Regions from separate parts of the Homo sapiens genome. Here region 1 is linked to region 2. A link is a loop called in an ENCODE intact Hi-C map of the cell type or tissue named here. Cell type or tissue: pancreas. All regions are shown on one strand. Links, peaks and the distances in the headings refer to the core of each region. The heading gives the core; the rest is flanking DNA.

Region 1 (2,914 bases), core at 217-2,716, 240 kb after region 2:
GAATTTTCAGTCCACAGGAGAGAAAGGGAGAGAGTCACAGACATGAAATGCAGACCCAAGGGACGCCTGAGTTTACTTGCAAGACACTCATCTATTAAATAGTGTCCAGAATACATTTGAGTTGAGGAGGGGGGCTGAAGTAGGAGGGAGCAGGGGCGACAAGAAAGAATGGAGCAAGATGGGGAGGGAGGCTGAGAGTGAGCGAAAAGGTCTCGAGTTGATTTTATTCGATTTTTCTTGTCTGCATTGTTTTCGGGAGGGGTTGCATTTAGGGGTTAAAATAAAAAATAAAGATCCTGTGTACTCGGAGCTGTCGTGCCGGAGTAAAAGTGAAAAGGGAGCCTTAGGCAAAAGGAAATTACTGCGAGCCCGCGTGACCTTTCAGGGAGGTAATCAATCAAGTGATCAACAGGGATATTTATCATCGCTATATAGGACTACTTCGCCCTGCACAGGCGGGGTGGGGGTGGGGCTGGGGGAGCGAGAGGAGGGTGGAGACACGCGCGCACTCACACACACACACTCACAAAAGTTTGAACAAACCTGATAAGCCTCGAGATAGAACACGTAGGCTTTAATGTTAAAGCTACCTGATTTGTCTGACATTGTCAGAGAAATACACACACATACACATATAAGCACACATCCAGGCAGCAGCGGCTGCATGAAGGTGTTAACTTTGAATGATCCGCCACGCTTTGCCCTAAAAGGGAAGCTTGCAGAGAAATGCGCGCTTTGAACGCCGGCGAGGCGACAGCTCAGGGCTAGCTCGGCTTCCACGTCCAGCCAGGGAAAGGGAGCCACGGGCCGCAAAGGGCGCGGGGCGGCTGGGGGCACCCCTCTCCACAGCGTCTCGACGCCGGGGCCTGAGACACGGAACAGCCTCCTCTTCCTGCGAAATCCTCGCGCTGCCGGGGCGGCATGGCACAGCGAGGCGCGCTCGGGACCAGCCGGCTCAGCGAGTACGCGCAGCTGGTGTTCGGCGGCCGGGCGATTTCTGCCCAGTTACCTTCTCTACCTCGTAAAACTTGCCGTTTTGTAAATTGCGTTTTCGGTCCCAGATTTCTTAGCAAATCATTCGGTTTTACAATCCTACTCCCTCCCCCTAGTTCAACATCCTCCCATCCAACTTCTGATGTGTATATAAGGTACGGGGAGCAGGGAGCGGTCAGGGTAGCTGGCTTTTAATAATAATGACGATGATGACATTAAATAGTCGATTTAAAATCTGGGCCCCCGCCCCGCTCGGGAATTATAATCAGCAGTTCTTTGGAGAGAACGTCGGGCTGATTACTAGCCCATGGGGTTGAAGAACCATTTCCCGAAGGGTTTATGAAACGCAGGTTGGAGTGATGCGCGCCGCCTCCCAGGTGGCGAGCCTAGGTTCCTGCAGTGTGGGAATGTGGGGCCGCGCCAGGGCCGTGCCTATTGGCACCAGGTGCTAAGCTCGCGGTCCCCCACCAGCCGCTCTGGCCGCCCTCTCCGGGCTCGGCGCGGCCTCCTCCCGCACAGCCTAGTCTGCGGCGCCCTCGCCTGGTTTCTTTGGCCGCGGCAGCTCTGGTGCTCACGCCGCTTAGGGCTCCAGCTGTGCACAGTAGCCGCCTGGGCGTGGGGGTGGGAAACAGCTGGAGCGCCCCGGGGAGGCGCGGGTTGGGGTGGAAAGGAACCCAGCAAGGAGGATTATGAGGCGAGCAAACTCCTGGAGCTGCTACCGGTTTAGAATCAGGAGGAGCAACTTCACGGGGCACGGAACTTGAGCTCCGGAAAGAAACCAGACTGTTCCTGAGCGATGCCCTGGGAAGTTTGGACCTCTTGGGGTCCCTTCCATTGAAAAAAGAATTACTTGGAAGAGTATTTCTCAAAGTGTAATGTGCATACGAATCGCCTGGGAATCTTGTTAAAATGCAGATTCTGATTCAGTAAGCCTGGGGTGGGGCCCAACATTTCTCAACAGGCTCCTAGGTGATGCAGATGCTCCTCGAAGTGTAGTCGCAGACCAGCAACATCAAGCATCGCCAGGATTTCAATAGAAACTCAAGATCTCAGGCCCCAACCAAACCTACTAAATCAAAATTGACATTTTAACAAGTGATTCACTAGAACGTTGAAGTTGGAGATGCACTGCAATAGAATGTGCCTGGCCAGGTTTTCTTTCTTCTGTCTTAAATCAGGACGCCTCTGTGATTGAACTTCATTTCAAATCCTGCTTTCTGCCGTGGTCACGGGAGAGGATGGAGTCAACGAACCTATCCACGTAAACGCTACATCTCCTCTGGCCCACTGCAGAAACCCTAGACTAACATGCATTGACCACTGAGCTTAGGGGCCAAATGCCACCTGCAAGGCTTCCTTGATTCTTGTCTGATTGACATCTCTTCCAGCCACTTTCCTCAAGCCCCCCTCACCCATTCAGTATTTTGCTGCCAAGTCTATGGCTTTTATTTCTCCCTCCTTACATTACAGTTTTTTGTTTACAGATCTTCCTTCCCCTTTCAGCTGTGGACATCTTGAAAGAGATTATGCCTTATATTCTCCACTTTGTTTTTTCATCTGCAGCATGGAAATAGGCATTTCTTCCCACATAGGATTAATATATAAAAATGCTTTGGAAGCCATGGTTGCCATTGTTAAGAAAAGATGGCAGTATTCAGATTTCAGGGCCATTATACCTTAGATAAATTCTGGGGTCACAAGATTGAGTTGAAACACCTTAAGTATCAAACCACTGGAGGTACAAATCCCAGTCCTCCCTTTTACCAGTTGCATAACTTTAGGCAAATTATTGAACCTCTCTGAGTCCCAGTTACCTCCCCTGTATTATTAGAATAAGTATGTACATCTTGCAGAATACTTGTGATAATTAAAGACAATGTATACAAAGCACCTAGTATGGCGCCTGCTACATAGTAGGAAT
Region 2 (2,914 bases), core at 278-2,777:
AAAGCATTTAGAGTAAAACAATACTTTAGGTTTACCTTTGCTTTCATTTCCTTCTTTATTACACTAGGTTCAAAGTGAGGCCAAAAATGGTATCACAAGGCCTATTTAGACATCCAAGCAAAGAATGCCAAGTCATTCTAAATAAATCCCCCAGCTGCAGTAGAATTTTACACATTTTCAAGTGCAAGTTTCTAATAACATTTTTGGGCTTGTTTTTCCCCTTGTCTGTTTCAGTCACTGTCTTTATATATAAGGGGAAATGAGTCATATTAAATTATGCTCCAGCAAATGTCCTATAAAGACATATCTAAGCCATCCTGTTTGCTAATAAAAAGATAAGATTTGTCCTCTGAAAGAAGCAAGGTTGAACTATGCCAAAGAGCTTACAGCCAGAGTTAGACAAACCCAAAGTCATTAGCTGGTGGGGAAATCTGAACTTGTGGCCTTTCTTCAAGTGGGAGGAGTAGGAAGGGAGTAGCAGGGACCTGTCAGCCTTGGAAACTCAAGCTTGTGGCGAGAGGCTGGGAACTTCCTGTGGTTACTAAGAGGCTGCGATACCTTGCATAGATGTCCTGATAATTGTTTTCTAAAGTTGGCACTGCCTACTGGCTTACCGTTGCTAGTAGAACATTATCAAAACCGGGGTCTTCCAGAATTATAGGTCTCTAAGACCTACATAGAAGAAATAAAGGTCCCTTGACCTGTTGCCAAATGGTACCACAAGAAAAAAAAGCCCTTATTTCAAACTTTGAGCTCAAGTTAACTTCCCTACTTTGTAATTCCCTGATGGATTCCCTGATTTACTCACCTGATTAGATTCAAAGTCGCACAGACTAATTTCAATATTTTCCATGGTAAATACAATTAGGTAGACTGGTCTGCCACAAATCCTAAAGCCAAATACACACGGTTGTGAGATTTTTAGATTCTCCTGTTTGGGGTTCTCAATTCAGTAGCATGAATTAGTACTTACATATAGAAATGGCTAAGAGCATCCAGCATACCAGGTAAATGAGGTGTAAGGCAACACGAGATGGCACAGACCAAGGGGTTAGGAGAGGCCATGCTCCATCTAAAGGAGGGAGCTGCTATCAGGTATGGCTGAGTGTTGCCATGGAGAAAACTGGTTTGATATGGCCACATAATCTGATACTTCAAGATAAATCAGAAATTTGGATTTTGGGGTGAGGTTTTTCACCTTTTTTTTTTTCACATTGTGTTAGCCAAACTACATGTGTCTACAAACTGACTGTAGGCCAGAGAGACAACAGTTCGAGACCTAGTATGAATCTTGTTTAATTCTCTCCCTTTGTCATGAAGAAAAGTGATAGTTCCACTGTCATTTTTGTGATAGTACTACTGTCTTTTTTTTTTTTAGACAGAGTCTTGCTCTGTCACCCAGGCTGGAGTGCAGTGGCACTATCTTGGCTCGCCACAACCTCTGCCTCCCAGGTTCAGGTGATTCTCCTGCCTCAGCCTCCTGAGTAGCTGGGATTACAGGGGTGCACCATCACACTCGGCTACTTTTGTATTTTTGGTAGAGACAGGGTTTCACCATGTTGGCCAGGCTGGTCTCGAACTCCTGACCCCAGATGATCCACTGGCCTCAGCCTCTCAAAGTGCTGGGATTATAGGCGTGAGCCACTGTGCCGGGCTGTCATTTTTTTCTTCTCATTATTTAGCCTTAGCTGATCTCAAAGACTTATGAAACAGTAAAGCAGATGTCAATGTCTCCCTCTCTAACACACAAACAGACATATACTTTCTTCATTAAAAATTACAGAAAACATTTAAAATATGAAGGTTCATCATGTGGATAAATTATTTCAACCTCATAGAACACAAAAAGCCCTGTTAGGCTATACATCTATTTCATTCTTCTTCTTTACTATTGAATTTTAAAATGTGTGCACAGTGAGGTGACCCTTATATCAAAGACTACAAACAGTGCTTAAAGATATGCAGCACCTTTTTAAAGAAACACACCTTCTTATAAGCACAGTTAAAAGGGAAAAGGTTAAAGGCTACAGTAGATTGTTCTATTCTGTGCCAAGATTCTGCTCCAGCTGCAACTAAATAGTGGTTCTCAGGCTTAATTAAATAAAGACCCGTGTAAATTCTAACTGTTTACTATGTGATTAGAACTTCTCTGGGCAAAAAGCTCATATTTGATTTCCTTGCTGTCTGCACTTGCCCAAACCCTTTACCCACCAGGTATGTACTGAAGCTGTGTAAACTCAACATTTTTCTTTTGGAATCAAGGGTAAGATATAAAAGTTTATAGAAACGGTGAGACCCAATTGTGGAAAATTCATTTTATGTAAATGGAAAAAAAGTATTCTATATATTAGAACCAATGTTGTCATGATGAAATTTCTTTGACTAGGCCGGGCATGGTGACTCACACCTGTAATCACAGCACTTTGGGAGGCCAAGGCGGGTGGATCACTTGAGGTCAGGAGTTTGAAACCAGTCTGCCAACATGGTGAAACCTCATCTCTACTAAAACTACAAAAATGTGCTGGGTGTGGTGGGGCACACTTGTAATCCCAGCTATTCGGGAGGCTGAGGCAGGAGAATTGCTCAAACTCAGGAGGCAGAGGTTGCAGTGAGCAGAGATCACGCCATTGCACTCCAGCCTGGGCAACAACAGCGAAACTCGAAAGAAGGAAAGAAAAGAAAGACAGACAGACAGAATGAAAGAAAGAAAAGAAAGACAAACAGACAGACAGAATGAAAGAAAGAAAAGAAAGAAAGAGGAAGGAAGGAAGGAAGGAAAAAAGGAAGGAAGGGAGGGAAGGAGGGAGGGAGGGAAGGAGAAAAGAAAGAAAGAGAAAGAGAAAGAAAGAAAGAAAGAAAGAAAGAAAGAAAGAAAGAAAGAAAGAAAGAGAAAGAAAGAAAAGAAAGAAAGAAA

Evidence for each region. A loop is a pair of places that touch in the nucleus more often than their neighbours do. Peaks named below come from ENCODE experiments on the same cell type or tissue, not always from the same donor. Only the 100,000 strongest peaks of a DNase experiment are listed, where the experiment ranks them.
Region 1: a loop joins it to region 2, with 6 times the contacts of the local background. A loop is called at or near these places in 4 of 110 quality-filtered maps.

Annotation. Positions count from the first base shown.
Region 1 is chr3:169,667,752-169,670,665 of GRCh38, forward strand. No RefSeq gene overlaps it. Among named protein-coding and RNA genes, the nearest start is that of MECOM, 5.5 kb to the left of the region's middle. RefSeq lists an enhancer at 1,362-1,863. In pancreas, for the core only: a CTCF peak has its summit at 1,535; DNase peaks (open chromatin) are centred at 840 and 1,480; H3K4me3 peaks cover 1,261 bases; H3K27ac peaks cover 1,741 bases.
Region 2 is chr3:169,430,802-169,433,715 of GRCh38, forward strand. The region is part of intron 1 of MECOM (MDS1 and EVI1 complex locus); the gene reads right to left. Among named protein-coding and RNA genes, the nearest start is that of MECOM-AS1, 16 kb to the right of the region's middle. In pancreas, for the core only: no CTCF peak of the experiment used is centred there; no DNase peak of the experiment used is centred there; H3K27ac peaks cover 2,500 bases.